Regions from separate parts of the Homo sapiens genome. Here region 1 is linked to region 2. A link is a loop called in an ENCODE intact Hi-C map of the cell type or tissue named here. Cell type or tissue: heart left ventricle. All regions are shown on one strand.

What was found. Hi-C counts contacts between places; a loop is a spot of excess contacts. Peaks named below come from ENCODE experiments on the same cell type or tissue, not always from the same donor. Only the 100,000 strongest peaks of a DNase experiment are listed, where the experiment ranks them.
Region 1: a loop joins it to region 2, with 4 times the contacts of the local background. A loop is called at or near these places in 6 of 110 quality-filtered maps.

What each region holds. Positions count from the first base shown.
Region 1 is chrX:41,175,606-41,183,605 of GRCh38, forward strand. The region is part of intron 21 of USP9X (ubiquitin specific peptidase 9 X-linked); the gene reads left to right. Among named protein-coding and RNA genes, the nearest start is that of USP9X, 94 kb to the left of the region's middle. In heart left ventricle, a CTCF peak has its summit at 4,778 (motif pointing right); no DNase peak of the experiment used is centred here.
Region 2 is chrX:41,451,088-41,459,087 of GRCh38, forward strand. All of the region lies in intron 2 of NYX (nyctalopin), which reads left to right. Among named protein-coding and RNA genes, the nearest start is that of NYX, 7.7 kb to the left of the region's middle. In heart left ventricle, no CTCF peak of the experiment used is centred here; no DNase peak of the experiment used is centred here; H3K27ac peaks cover 929 bases.

The DNA.
Region 1 (8,000 bases), 280 kb before region 2:
GAGGCCTGTTTGATTTATTTTCCTGGAGAATGGTGTTTAGAAACCAAGATCTGGACATTTATTGCACTCATTGCTATCGATGTATTGTTGCTCCCTGGCTCTCTAAGCAGTTAGAGCTAAGGAATGTGTGTATGTGTATCCACATTTAAGTCTATTACTATATATATACACACACACACATGAATATATATATGTGTGTAAGTTTTTACAAAACCATGGGGTCACACGACTTCCTCCCATCCCAGCCTATCACAGTTTCATTCTAGTTTTCTCCCTTTCTATATTTGTAATTTTTTTTTTTTTTGAGACAGAGTCTCGCCCTGTCACCCAGGCTGGAGTGCAGTGGCGCAATCTCGGCTTACTGCAACCTCCGCCTCCCTGGTTCAAGGGATTCTCCTGCCTCAGCCTCCCAGTAGCTGGGATTACAGGCGTGAGCCACCATGCCTGGCCAAACTCTCTTTTCTGACAATGAAAAACCTGGCTTCTGTTATCCTCTCACTTATTTTCCTATTTAATCAGTTATCTCCAGACCCCCCACCCTTTCTTTGAACGCAGAAGGACTCTTGTCTCTGAATGTTGGGTCTCTACCCCAGGGACACTCCTCGCTCTGCTTGAGTTGAATCTTTATGCTGAGCTCTACCCACTTATTGGGCTCCCTCCTCCTCCTTCATGGTCTGTAATTCCCAACATAGGACTACCTTTAAAACTTGCACATAGTTTAATTAGAGCACTCATAAAATGATAATTAGTATCCTCAGAGATAATTTGGACAGTCCAGGCAGGTACTTCAGTGTGGCTGAAGGCTTCCTCAGGAGATAGTAAAAAGACACAAAACCAGTACAGAGGAAATGCTGACTTGACATTGCTGAGATACAGTGCAAAAGAGTGGAGCTCTGAGATAGATGGGCTACCATTAAGATAGGCACAGGGGGAAGTAGAACCTGCCAAGGTCCATGAAAGTCTAGTTTAGGATTGTATCTCACAAGATGAGCCCTTGATGCAAGTATTCACTTTAAATTTTCCTTTAAAAAGAAACAGGCTTCTGCTTACACATCTACCCAGCTGAGGGGGCTTTTTGCTTTGCTCATTTTAATTTTTTTGTTGAAGATTAACAGTTCTGTTGTTCTGGCTACTGTTGCCTGGAAGAAATCACACATGAACAAACTCACCTTCTGCATTATACTGACATCATTATATTTGCCAATTGATTGTGAGCTAATTGGGGTTATAGAAACGTGCTATAGCATAACAGACTGTAATTATTTCTCTCTAGGCTATTACTGATGGATATTATGTTTTCTTCTTTTTCCAGCATCATCTTTTACTGTCCTTGAGTTTTTTAACTAGCTTTTTATATTAAAATAATTTCAAACTGTTTACAAAGAATACAGTTGGCTCCCAAATTCAGTAATTAACAGTTTGCCGTAGTGATGGCAAAAGTTTCCTAACATTTGGAGAACAAGTTGTAGACAATCATCTTTTTCTTCCTAAATAGCTTAGTATATGTCTTCTAAAAACAAGAATGTTCTCACTTACATTAACATAGTATTATTCAAAATAAAAAAAATTTAGCATATACAGTAATATCATCTAATCTGCAGACCATTTTCATATTTTGACACTTTCCTCAGTATTGGACTTTATAACAATGTTTTCTGGTTGAGGATCTAAATCCAGGTTCATACATTGCATAATTATTCGGTATCTCTTTCAGTTGTCTTTAATCTGGAATAGTTCCTCAGTCTTTGTCTTTTGTGACTTTGTTTTTGAATGGCACATGTCAGTTGCGCTGAATATCTCTCATTGGGTCTTATCTGTTCTGATGATTATATGGAGGTTGTACATTTGACAGAGTACTACTTGTATGTTGATGTGTCTAAGAGCATCACATTGAGAGACACATGTCACTGTGTCTTTGGTGACATTAACCCAGATCACTTAGTTGATAGCTGCCAGGTTTCTCCTCTAAAGGAGAGAGATGCTTTGTGTAGAGAGATGCTTTGAGACTTCGTAACTATCTTTTTCCTCATCAAACATTTGTTTTATCATCTATTGTGATTGTTGCCTAAATGTTTTTACTATGATGGTTGCAAAATGGTAATTTTGTTTTAATTTTGTCATCCTTTCTACATTTATTAGTTGACATTCTATAAGGTAGTGCTTTGTTTTCTCGCCTTTATATTTGTCATATATGATCACTCTTATGGGTTTATTTTATTCATTGGGTTATAACCATTGTAATGGTTATTTATTTTGATGCTCAATTGTCCTAGATATGGTCAGTGGAAGCCCCTATAGGTTAGACCCAGACATACAACCTCAATTTTTTTAAGGTACTTTATTGTACTTTATTATTTTCTGGTATGAGAAGATGTTTCAAGCTTATCTATAGTATTTCCTCTGCCCCAGCTCTGGAATCTGCCATTCCAGAGTTTTTAGAAGGAAGGGTATTTAGAAATCAAAATCCGAGGTTTAAATCTTTTTTTTTTTTTTTTTTTTTTTTTTTTTTGAGACGGAGATTTTGCTCTGTTGCCCATGCTGGAGTAGTGCAGTGGCGTGATTTCGGCTCACTGCACCCTCTGCCTCCTGGGTTCAGGTGATTCTCCTGCCTCAGCCTCCCGAATAGCTGTGATTACAGGCACCTGCCCTCATGCCCGGCTAATTATTATATTTTTAGTAGAGACGAGGTTTCACCATGTTGGCCAGGCTGGTCTCGAACGCTTGACCTCAGGTGATCCACCCACCTCGGCCTACCAAAGTGCTAGGATTACAGGTGTGAACCACAGTGCCCCTGCCAAGTCATCCTTATTTCATTCTAATTGTGGTAAGGTGATACCTCATTGTGGTTTGGATTTGCATTTCCTTAATGATTAGTTATGTTGAGTGTGCTTTCATGTACATGTTGGCCATTTGGATGTCTTCTTTTGAGAAATATCTATTCAAGTCTTTTGCCCATTTTAAAAATCGGATTTTTTGCTGTTGAGTTCCTTATATATTCTGGATATTAACCCCTTGTCAGATGCATAGTTTGCAAATATTTTCTCCAATTCTGTAGATTTGTCTTTTTGTGGTCTTATTTCCTTTGTTGGGTAGAAGCTTTTTAGTTTAATGTAATTTCGTTTGTCTGTTTTTGTGTTTGTTGCCTGTGCTTTTGAAGTCTTAGCCAAAAAGTCCTTGCCCACACTAATGACATGAAACATTTCCCTTGTGTTTTCTTCTAGTAGTTTTATAGTTTCTGGTCTTACATTTAAGTTTTTAACCCATCTTGAGTTTATTTTTACATATGATGAATAATAGGGGTTTAGTTTCATTTTTCTGCATATGTATATTCTGTTTTTGCAACACCATTTTTATTCAAGAGATTGCCTTTTCCCCCAATGTGTGTTCTTGGCACCTTTGTTGAAAATCAGTTGTTTCTGATTATGTGGATTTATTTCTGGGTTCTCTATTCTGTTCAATTGATCTGTGTCTATTTTTGTGTCAATACCATGCTGTTTTGGTTACTATTGCTCTATAGTAAATTTTGAAGTCAAGTAGCTGATGCCTTCAGCTTTGTTCTTCTTACTCAAGATTGATTCGGCTATTTGGAGTCTTTTGTAGTTCCATATGAATTTTAGGAGTGTTTTTTGTATTTTTTTGTTTTACCTTGCAGATTCACCTCAAAGGATGTTTTTTCTATTTCTGTGAAGAATATAATTGGTATTTTAATAGAGATTGCATCAATCTGTAGATTGCTTTGGGTAATATGGACATTTTAACAATATTTGTTCTTCCAACCCATGAACATAGAATATTTTTCCATTTATTTGTGTCCTGTGTTCGTTCTTTCATCAGTTTTTTTTGTAGTGATCTTTCTCCTCCTTGCTTAAATTTATTCCTAGGCATCTTATATTTTTGTAGCTATTGTGAGATAACTTTCTTGATTTCTCTTTCAGATAGTTTGCTATTGGCAAATGGAAACACTACTTAGTTTTGTATATTGATTTTTGTATCCTGCAGTTAACTAACACAGGTTCACGCTTGTACCAGTCCAGCTTCCTAGTCATCTTCCATTCCGTATTTGTATCTCTACAGCAATGAGAAATCTGAAACCTGAGGGAGTTGGAAAGGCTTCTTAATCAGTCTTCAGCCTCTGTCTTTAGGCCTTCGAATCATTTGTGCCTTCCCAAGTGTTTGTTGTTTTCATACCCTTGGCTTTTCTCAGATTTAGTGGGGCATTAATTTATAGGCACCCTCTTCTCCTTGCCTTCACAACAACTAAACCAACTTCACAACTTCAGCTAAACCAACTATCTATCCCCATCTTCACTACACCGTCAGTAATTTGTTGACAGCTGTTTAATGTGTTGCTTCCCCTTCTGTTTTTATGTTCTTTTGAGTTTATGTATTTTTATATTCATTCATTCTCATTTTAGTGGGGTTTGGGGATGAAGTACTGATAAATATAGTGCAGTACACCATATTTAGTTGACATAATTTTTAAAGCTGTCTTCTGCTTTTATTACCTCCATTTTCTAAATTAAACACCTTGTTGGGCTTCTCATCTTGCTTTGCAATTATTATGGGACAGAAGCATTTCACATTAGATTCTTAGCTAAGGCTTCTCTCAAAAGATATATTTCATTCTTGTCTGTTACATCGTTTAGAATTTACATAGTTTCATTTGTTAGTATTTCAGTAATAGTCCTTGCAGTGCTTTACTGCAGATTCAACCTTCACAACATACTGTAAAAACACAAACCCACCACTGAATCCTTGATCTTGTGATTGGCGCTTAATGCCACCAGATGGCGAGCATGAGCTCTTGTCAGACAGTTAAGGCAAGAAACTTGAAGTGGGTGCTTTCTTCATGTTTTATATAATGAAACTAGAATACCTAAATTTGAAACAGCCAGCTTTTGAAAAAGCTGGTAATGGTTGTATTGCAGCAGAAAATCATAGGCTTTGGACTCAAATGGACTTGAGTTCCAATCCTGCTTCTAATTGCTACTCTATGGCGTTAAACATAAGTTTCATAGTTTATTAGAGCTTCCTTATCCTTAGAACTGGGATAATGATAACTTTTTTGTGTAATTGCAGGGATTAAATGAAACAATGTATGGAAAACCCCTAGCCTAGGGACTGGCACTTAGTATTCATTAAACATTAAACCACTCTCTGTCACTTCCTTTTCTTAGAGCTCCTGCTTCCTTTCTTATTTAAGAGTTTGTGTCTAAAACGTGGTAATACAATCTTTTGTAAAAGTCTGTTGTAAGCTCTTAGCACTGATAAACTCAACTTAAACCACACATCATCTCTATAAGGTATAGTTAATGACTAGGAAAAAAGCTAATGATTCTCTCTTTCCCCTCCATTTAAAATACATCCAAGAGTGCACAAATGCTAAATGATCACCCAAATGTTACACTTCTTTTCATTCTGAATCTTTGCCTGAAGCCAAGTGCCCATGTTATGATTTGCTGTTAAACTTAAAACTTCTGCAGTCCTCTCTATATGTAATACCATCTTTTGTAAAAGTCTGTTGTAAGCTCTTAGCACTGATAAACCACACAACATACCTATAAGGAAATTATTAATTTTATCTGTATTTTAAAGACGGAGAAACTGAAGCACAGAGAGATTGTTAATTCACCTGGGACACATAGCTTAAATGCTATTTCTCATTTCTTTTTTTTTTTTTTTTTTTTTAAAGAGAGAGGGCCTTACTCTGTGTCCCAGGCTAGAGTGCAGCAGCATGATCCTAGCTCACTGTAACCTCAAACTCCTGGCCTCAAGTGAGGCTCCTGCCTAAGAGTAGCTAGGACTACAGGTACACACCACCACACCTGACTTTTTTTTTTTTTTTTTTTTTTTTTTTTTGAGATACAGAGTCTCACACTGTCGCCCAGGCTGCAATGCAGTGGCGCAGTCTCTGCTTACTGCAGCCTGTGCCTTCTGGGTTCAAGTGATTCTCCTGCCTCAGCCTCCCGAGTAGCTGGGATTACAGATGGACGCCACCACGCCCAGCTAATTTTTGTATTTTTTGTAGAGATGGGGTTTCACCATGTTGGTCAGGCTAGTCTTGAACTCCTGACCTCAAGTGATCCGCCCACCTCCGCCTCCCTGAGTGCTGGGATTACAGGCATGAGCCACTGCGCCCGGCCCACACCTGGCTTATTTTGAAAATTTTTTTGTAGTGATGGGGGTCTTGCTGTGTTACGCAGGCTGGTTTTGACCTGGGCTCCAGTGATCCTCCCATCTTGGCTTCCCAAAGCTTAGGTATCTTTTCAAAAGGCTAGAAAGAAACCAAAATCGTCATAAACTCTGGATGACAAGATTATGACTGGCTTAAATTTTTCTGGCTTCCATTTTTTATAAAATGTAACATGATATAATCAGGGATGAATATGAGAGCTGGAATGGCCACTGAGTGTTAACTTTGATTCAGATCTCTCAAATGAGTAAACTATAATTCAAGACCATTAAATGATTTGCTTAGAATTCACTACTTCTGACCGGGTCACGCTGGTAATCCCAGCACTTCAGGAAGCCAAGGTGGGAGGATTGCTTGAGCCCCTGGAGTTTGAGATCAGCCTGGGCAACATGGCATAACTCTGTCTCTACAAAAAAATATGCAAAAATTAGCTGGGCATGGTGGCACATGCCTGTGGTTCCCAACTACTCAGAAGGCTGAGATGGGAGGATCACCTCAGCCCAGGGAGGTTGAGGCTGCAGTCCTCACGCCACTGCACTTCAGCCTGGGTGACAGAGTGAGACCCTGTCTCAAAGAAGAAAAAAAAATATCCACCACTTCCTTTTCTTGAGCTCTTCTTTTTTTTTTTTTCCTCCTACTCCCCTTTGCCTCCATCCTTCACTCAGAATATTTTTAAGCCAAGCAAGATACTATGAGATACAGTGGTTAAGCATATGAATTGGGTTGCTTTTAGGGAGTAATTTGACAATGTATGTCAAGTCTTTGGGCATTATGTTCAACTTCTTTATGCTTGCAGGGTTTTGCATGGTGAAAATTATAAAAATTCAGCTGCTAGGATCTTTGATGTTTAAAAAGGTGAGGGGAGGTAAAAACCTAAATGCCCAATAATAGGAATTAAACTGGTAAAATAATATTGTCATTTTAATAATCAGATAAAATGATATAGATGAATATTCAATGACACGAGAAGATATTTATAAATATTTTATTATAAAAACTATTTTAATTGGTTACATTATATGTCGCTATGCCTTCAGAGTAGAGAGAAGTGACAGTTTCAACACAAACTGAAAAATTTGTAAGATAATGGCTGCTATTTCTAGGCCTGTAAAAATTCATTTACCCAAAGAAAATCATAGTTTTTTTTTTTTTTTCTGGAGATGGAGTTTCGCTCTTGTTGCCCAGGCTGGAGTGCAGTGGCGCAACCTTGGCTCACTGCAACGTCCGCCTCCCAGGTTAAAGCAATTCTCCTGCCTCAGCGTCCCGAATAGCTGGGATTACAGGCGCATGCCACCACGCCCGGCTGGTTTTTGTATTTTTAGTAGAGATGGGGTTTCATCATGTTGGTCAGGCTGGTCTCGAACACCTGACCTCAGGTGATCTGCCTGCCTCAGCTTCCCAGAGTGCTGGGATTACAGGCGTGAGCCACTGCGCCCAGACCTATTTTTCTTTTCTTTAAAAGAAGCTTTTACTTAAAAAAAAAAAAAAAAATTATCAAGGTATTTTTTTAATCATAGGGCAGTTACCTTAGATCATCAAAATACTTTCCAAGGTTGATTGACTATTAATAAAGTTGGAATATTTGGTAGCTAATGCTTAATTGTATTTTGGGATTATCTTATTTTTCCCCCACTGTGTCTTTTCACCGTAATTTAAAATTATGTTTTAATATTATGACAAAAGGACAAAAGCTCTGCTTGCTTTGAGGTGAATGTACATAGGCACTTACCCTTTTTCGATGTTTGCTTTTTAGGGTTCATTTTCTTGGATATCACTACATTCCTTTCAGTGAAGCAAGCCAGTTAAT
Region 2 (8,000 bases):
CTCCCAAAGTGCTGGGATTAGAGGTGTGAGCCACAATGCCCAGCCAAGAATGGCTACAATTTAAAACACTGACAACACCAAATGTTGGTGAGAATGTGGAGTAACTGGAACTCCCATACATTGCTGCTGGGAATGTATAATGGTGCAACCATTTTGAAGAACTGTTTCTTAGAAAGTGAAATACATACTTATCATATAACTCAGCCATCCCACTCCTAGATAAATGAGAAACAAAAACACATGTCACAGCTTTAGTCACGATAGGCTGAAACTAGAAGCAATGCAAATGTCCATCAACAGGTGAGTGAATAAACAAATTGAGGCACCTCTATCCAGGGAAATACTGCTCAGCAATAGAAAGGAATGATCAACTGATATTCATGACCACATGGATGAACTTTACAGAAGGTTGTGCAAAATAAGCATTTGATTTCATTTCCTTTTGAGACAGAGTCTTGCTCTGTCGTCCAGGCTGGAGTGCAGTGGTGTGATCTTGGCTCACTGCAACCTCCGCCTCCCGGGTTCACGTGATTCTCGTGCCTCAGCCTCCTGAGTAGCTGGGATTACAGGTGCCCCCCACCATGCTCTGCTAATTTTTGTATTTTTAATAGGCATGGGGTTTTGTCATGTTGGCCAGGCTGTTTTCGAACTCCTGACCTCAGGTGATCCACCTGTCTCGGCCTCCCAAAGTGCTGGGATTGCATGCGTGAGCCACTGCACCCGACCTTGATTTCATTTCTGTAAAGTTCTAAAACAGGCAAAACTAATCTATAGTTCAGAAAGCAGGTCAGTGGTTGCCTGGAGCCAGGGGTGGGAAAAGGACTGAAGTCAAAGGAGCCTGAGGAAACTTTCTGGGTGGTAGAAATGTTTTAAGTCTTTTTGCTGTTGCTGTTGTTGTTGTTCTGAGACAGGGTCTTGCTCTGTTGCCCAGGCTGGAGTGTAGTGGTGCGATTATGGCTCACTGCAGCCTCAACCTCCTGGGCTCAAAGGATCCTCCCACCTCAGCTTCCCGAGTAGCTGGGACTAAATGTGCACCACCATGCCTGGCTAATTTTTGTTTTTTGTTGTAGAGATGGGGTTTCGCCATGTTGCCCTGGCTGGTCTTGAACTCGTGACCTCAAGCAATTCTCCTGCCTCGGCCTCCCAAAGTGCTGGGTGCCCAGCCAGAAATGTTCTAAGTCTTGATTGGGGTGGTGGTTACACAGGCATGTGTACATTTATTATACTTACTGAACTGCACGCTTAAAATGGGTACATTTTATTGTAAGTAAAGTATACCTTAATCAACTTGATTTAAAAGAAAAAATGAAGGCTGGAGGGAGAGAGTGGCTGTACCAGAAGCAGAAAAAATGCTTCACTGTCCACAGTCAGGCAGTGTGGTATATCAGGCAACATGTATGTGAGATTCATCAACGTTATTACGTGGATTAGAGTAGTTTTTCCTTTTGAATGCCTAGTAATATTCATTTGTACAGATTGACTGGTTAGTTTATCCATTCCCCTATTGTCGGGTGTTTGTTTCCAGTTTGAGGTGATTGTTTATATTTAGGCCCGGAGGCCTTTCTGGGGCCTTGCGTTCTTCTCCTTAGATGGGACAGATGTTCATCTTCAAGTTTCACCAGGCCTGCGAGGCTACCAGCACACCACCCCTCTGGAAACATTGACTTCTCCATCCCTTATGACTCACGTTAGCCAGCAAAACTGCAGCTCGAATCCTTTCTTTCCTGTCACAAAAGGTACCTGCATGGGGTGAAAACCAAGTTCTGGGGTCACAGGAGGCCAGAGGCCACAGCATGGTCTCCGCCTCCGCACTTCTGTTTCCTCCAGCCAGTCTTGTTTTGAAGATCCAGCATTGGGTTTTGGTCCGAGGAGCCACTTGGTAGCATTTGCCAAGAATGGAAGGAAAGTGATTTCTAGAGCCAAGGTAGCTAAATAGATTTTGCTGAAACCAGAAATTTGACCATGTTTTCCCTTGCTATTTTTGGTTTCATAAGGCTCAAGTTCTTTTAAAACAATGAGAATAAAGAAACATTCCAATCTCAGTCTGTGGTTGGAAACACCAAGTAGCTGTTCTCCTAGCAAACCTCAAGGTGGGAAAGCACATATTTGAAAAGCCGAGGGCTTAGGAAAGAGAAACTGCTCAGATGGTCTGCATTAGACCTCATTATGCGGGTGCCTGAGGCTGGCCATCCCTGCCTCCTTGCAGCTCGGGGGCTGGCCAGGACACCCGATAGGGACACACAAGCAGGGAGCCATTTCTGGTGTTTATTTTCCCAGATTCAGGGACGCCTTGTAAGATTTTTAAAAAACTGAAGGAAAATTCACACAAGATAAAATTAACCATTAACTATCTTATTTTCTTCTTCTTCTTCTTTTTTTTTTTTTTGAGATAGAGTCTTGCTCTGTCGCCCAGGCTGGAGTGCAGTGGTACGATCTCTGCTCACTGCAACCTCCGCCTCCCAGGTTCAAGCTATTCTCATGCCTCAGCCTCCCGAGTAGCTGGGACTACAGGCATGCACCACCATGCCCAGCTAATTTTTATATTTTTAGTAGAGATGGGGTTTCACCATGTTGCCAAGGCTGGTCTTGAACCCCTGGACTCAAGCAATCTGCCTGCCTTGGCCTCTCAAAGTGTTGGGATTATAGGCGTGAGCCACCGTGCCAGGCCTTCATTCCTTTTTAAGGCCAAATAATATTCCGTTGTATAGTTATGCCACATTTGCTTATCCATCCATTGGCTGATGGACATTTGTTGTTTCTACCTTGGGCTGTTGTGAATAATGCTGCTGTGAACGTGCATGTGCAACTGTCTCTTTGAGACCTTGCTGTCAATTCCTTTAGGCATATGCCTAGGCATGGAATTGCTAGGTCATATACTAACTCTACATTACACTTTGTAACTCTTTATATCACACAGATGAATCCCATTTTTATAAAATTGGTGCATCTAGACCTTTGATTTTTGACTTTGGCTGCATATGGTAATCACCTGTGGAGCTTCAAACATACCAATGCCTGATCCCACCCCTGAAGATTCTGATGTAATTGATCTGATGTATGGCCTGGGCACTGTGAGTTTTCAAAGCTCCACAAGGTGATTCTAATGTTCAGCCCTGGAAATGAACCATCCTAGACTCCAGACTCCTCTTTACAGCCTATCCCTAGTAATAGCTTCAGTATTCTGACAACTGGTGTCTTGCTTTCCATTCTAGGGCAGATTTCCACATGGTCCCTTTTTTTTTTGAGATGGAGTCTCACTCTGTCGCTCAGGCTGGAGTGCAGTGGCGTGATCTCAGCTCACTGCAACCTCCGCCTCCCGGGTTCAAGCAATTCCTCTGCCTCAGCCTCCGGAGTAGTTGGGACTATAGGTGCATGCCACCATGCCTGAATAATTTTTTGTATTTTCAGTAGAGACGGGGTTCACCATATTGGCCAGGCTGGTCTTGAACTCCTTACCTTGTGATCCACCTGCCTCAGCCTCCCAAAGTGCTGGGATTACAGGTGTGAGCCACTGCGCCCGGCTGATCCTTTTTTTTTAAGATGGGCTCTCACTCTGTCACCTAGGCTGGAGCGCAGTGGCACAGGCACAGCTCACTGTAGCCTCGACCTCCTTGGCTCAAGCAATCCTCCCACCTCAGCCTTCCAAGTAGCTAGGAGTACAGGTGTGCATCACCACGCCTGGCTAATTTTTGTATTTTTTGTAGAGATGAGGTCTTGCCATGTTGCCCAGGCTCATCCTGAACTTCCGGGCTCAAGTGATCTTCCCACCTTGGCTTCCCAAAGTGCTGGGATCACAGGCATGAGCCACTGCACCTGGCCTCCACATGGTCTTTGAAGGATTTGTGCCTTAGTGAGGTTTAATCCTGTGACAAGAATGGTTCATAAGAGCCCACAACTAGCTTGGGCCAGTGTTTTCACAGCTGTGTCAAGCAACGAGACACATCTGTCCCCCATAACTGTCTACAAATTACAGATGAGGAAACTGAGAGACAGAGGTTGTCTGAGGTTTTTGTTTTTTTGTTTTTTTTTTTCTTTTGAGACAGAGTCTCACTCTGTTGCCCAGGCTGGAGTAAAGTGTTGCAATCTCGGCTCACTACAACCTCCGCCTCCTGGATTCAAGTGATTCTCCTGCCTCAGCCTCCTGAGTAGCTGGGATTACAGGCGCCCACCACCATGCCCGGCTAATTTTTTGTGTTTTTAGTGGAGACAGGGTTTCACCGTGTTGGTCAGGCTGGTCTCGAACTCCTGACCTCAGGTGATCTGCCTGCCTCGGCCTCCCAAAGTGCTGGGATTACAGGCATGAGTCACTGCGCCCAGCCTGAGGATTTTTTTTTTTTTTAAAGCAGTATGACAGAACAGGGATGAGAGTGTCCTCAGAGTTTATGAGAGAACTAGGTCAAGAGGCTGTGCCCTCGGGGTGAGTATTTTAAGACCGAATGTTCTGGAAAGCCTTGCATGTGAATCCCGGGGTGATGACAGAGGCTGGCTGAGTAGGGACCTGTCATGAGCCCAGGGCAGTCCTGCTACATTTATTTCTCATCTTCCCCTCCCTACCTCAGACTGGGAAAAAAAAGCTCTGAAGCCTTTTTCCGATTTCCAGATGGATCCTTCCCCAAAATACCGGTGCAAGAAGAGAAATTGCTAAGCAACTGCCAAATGAGTTTCACCTTCTCTTTTCACAAACTGTAATCTTTATTTTTAATGTGGTAAATGTTTTTCTGGCCAAGGTATTCCCATGGAACCCAGCTCTGAATAGCCAAGGAGATTCGTTTTTGGAATGATCACTGCTGATTCTGGGAGAGGCTATTTTTTCATTTGGATTCAGCAAAACCAGGGATGTCCTAAACAGTGTTTGATTTGATGTTATGTATTTCCTGTCAGCGAATGGGGAGCAGTTTCCTTTTGGTTGAGGGGTGCTGCATGGTCCTGAATTTGAGTTGTTTTCTCTGCCAAGGTGAAGAGGTCACTGGCTGGGTGCGGTGGCTCATGCCTGTAATCCCAGCACTTTGGGAGGCTGAGGAGAGCGGATCACTTGACTAGGCGGTTCAAGACCAGCCTGATCAACATGGTGGAACCCCGTTTCTACTAAAAATACAAAAATTAGTTGGGCGTGATGGTGCGTGCCAGTAGTCCCAGCTACTTGGGAGACTAGGCAGGAGAATCGCTTGAACCCGGGAGGCAGAGGTTGCAGTGAGCTGAGATCCTGCCATTGCATCACGTGGTTCTTCAGGAAAAGGAGGAGAGGCCAGGAAGAGGGAGATGGTTCTAGAGAGATTAAGGGAGCCTGTCTGATTCAGGATATTGCTCAGGACTCTTGTTGCAAAGCATCTTCTCTAGGTCATTGAAGGCAAGAAGGAGTTTACTTAGGGACATTAGGTATTCTCAGGCTTCCTACTAGAGGCCACACTGCCCAGAGCAATGCCTAAACCAGGAAGTGCACAGCTCCAGCAAAAATCCTGTGGCCACTGCCATTGGTGGCCATACCTGGCAGCTCCAGGGAATCATGTTGGGTACTGGGTGCCAGAAATGCAAGCCTAAAAGCCTCTGCCATCATTCTGGCCAGACATTGGTTTCTGCCTGGTGCCTACTTCTGAATCCAAGTCTTACTGGGTGTTTGATTGACAAAGCTATGTCACATGCCTGAGCCCTAACTGTAAAGGGAGTTGAGAAAGAGAGTTTCCGGCTTCCATCTTGAGGAGGCAGGACGTATGATGTTGGAAATTCTCTAAATGTAGAAAGAGTGCTTAAAAGGTACTCAGGAGCCAGAACACATGCTATGGTCTGAATGTTTCTGACCCCCATTCCCCACCCAATTCATATATTGAACCCAACTCCCCAAGATGATGGTATTAGGAGGTGGCGCCTTTAGGAGGGGATTAGGTCCTGAGAGTGGAGCCCTCATGAATGGAATTAGTGCCCTCATAAAAGAGGCCTCAGAGGCCAGGTGTGGTGGTTCATGCCTGTAATCCCAGCACTTTGGGAGGCTGAGGCGGGTGGATCACCTGAGCTCAGGAGTTCACACCAGCATGGGCAACATGGTGAAACCCCATCTCTATTAAAAATACAAAATTACCTGGGCATGGTGGCGCATGCCTGTAATCCCAGCTACTCGGGAGGCTGAGGCAGGAGAATCGCTTGAACCCGGGAGGCGGAGGTTGCAGTGAGCCGAGATCGTGTCATTGCACTCCAGGCTTGGGCAACAAGAACGAAACTCCATCTCAAAAAAAAAAAAAAAAAAAGGCCTCAGAGAGCTCCCTTGCCCTTTCTACCACATGAGAACACAGTGAGAAGACAACTGTCTATGAACCAAGAAGTGGGCCCTTGGCAGACGCAGAATCTGCCTTGCTCTTGGATTTGCCAGCCTCCAGAACTGTGAGAAATCAATTTCTGTTGTTTGTAAGCCACCGAGTCTACGGTAGTGTGTTATGGCAGCCTGAACTGATTAAGACAATACACCAGCTTCTTCACCTTGCCCTTGGCTCCTGCTCCCCCATAACTTTGACCTGCACATGGCTTTGGTACAAACTCCAGCCCCAAAGCTAGACAGGTTGGTGCTCACATCACCTTACTGACTAGTTATTCACTGCCTATTCCATTTTCACGGAGAAAGAATGAATCTGATTAGCTCTGTTTAGGTCAAAGTGTTCAACTGCGGTGCAAACAGCTGTGGTTGGGAGGAGATGGCAGAGACACATGGGGCTCTGAGTAGGGTATTTTTTTCTTAGAGGCAGTGGCTGGCAACACCTGCTGTCAGACCGTGGAAAATGAAAGCTACAAGGGCTCTCAAAGACCAGGATGTGCAGTGTCTTAGTCTATTTCGTGCTGCTGTAACAATACTAGAGACTGGGCAATTTATAAAGAACAGATATTTATATCTTACATTTCTGGAGGTTGGGAAGTCCAGGATTGAGGGGCTCACATCAAGTAAAAGCCTTCCTGCGGCGCCATCCCATGGTGGAAGGTGGAAGTGTGAGAGAGCAAGATGGGGCTGAACCTGCTTTTATTACAAATCTACTTTTGCAATAATAACATTAATTCCTTCATGAGAGCAGAGGCCTCACGACCTAACCACCTCTTAAAGAGCCCACCTCTCAACACTACTGCAGTGGGGTTTAAGTCTCCAACACGTGAACTTAGGAGGACATATTCAAACCATAGTATGCAGTTTCTTCAGTTTACAGTTAAAGCAATGAAATCTCAGAAAGGCTAGGTGTGTGGGGTGGGAGATAGTACAGTATAGTGAAAAACAAACAAAGGTTGGCATCATTTAACCGTCCTGAACCTCAGTTTCCTCTTTCATGAGAAGAGAAGAATAATCCTTATCTTGCATGGCTGTCATATTAAATGGAATAATGTCTATGGCAAGCTTAGCCCTGAGCAAATTCTTTTTGAGACGGAGTCTCACTCTATTGCCCAGGCTGGAGTGCAGTTGTATGATCTTGGCTCACTGCAGCCTCTGCCACTCGGGTTCAAGTGATTCTCCTACCTCAGCCCCTCTCCCCCTGAGTAGCTGGGACTACAGGTGCGTGCCACCATGCCCAGCTAATTTTTGTATTTTTAGTAGAGATGGGGTTTCACCATGTTGGCCAGGCTGGTCTCAAACTCCTGACCTCAAGTGATCTACCCACCTCAGCCTCCCAAAGTGCTGGGATTACAGGCATGAGCCACCACACCCGGCCCTGAGCAAATTCTTATTAAAAGCTGGTTGTTGGCCAGGCGTAGTGGCTCACGCCTGTAATCCCAGCACTTTGGGAGACCAAAGTGGGCAGATCACTTAAGGTCAGGAGTTCGAGACCAGCCTGGCCAACATGGTGAAACCCCGCCTCTACCAAAAATACACAAAAAATTAGCCAGGTGTGGTGGCAGGTGCCTGTAGTCCCAGCTACTTGGGAGGCTGAGGCAGGAGAATCACTTGAACCCGGCAGGTGGAGGTTGCAGTGAGCTGAGATGGCGCCACTGCACTCCAGCCTGGGCAACAGAGCGAGACTCCGTCTCAAACA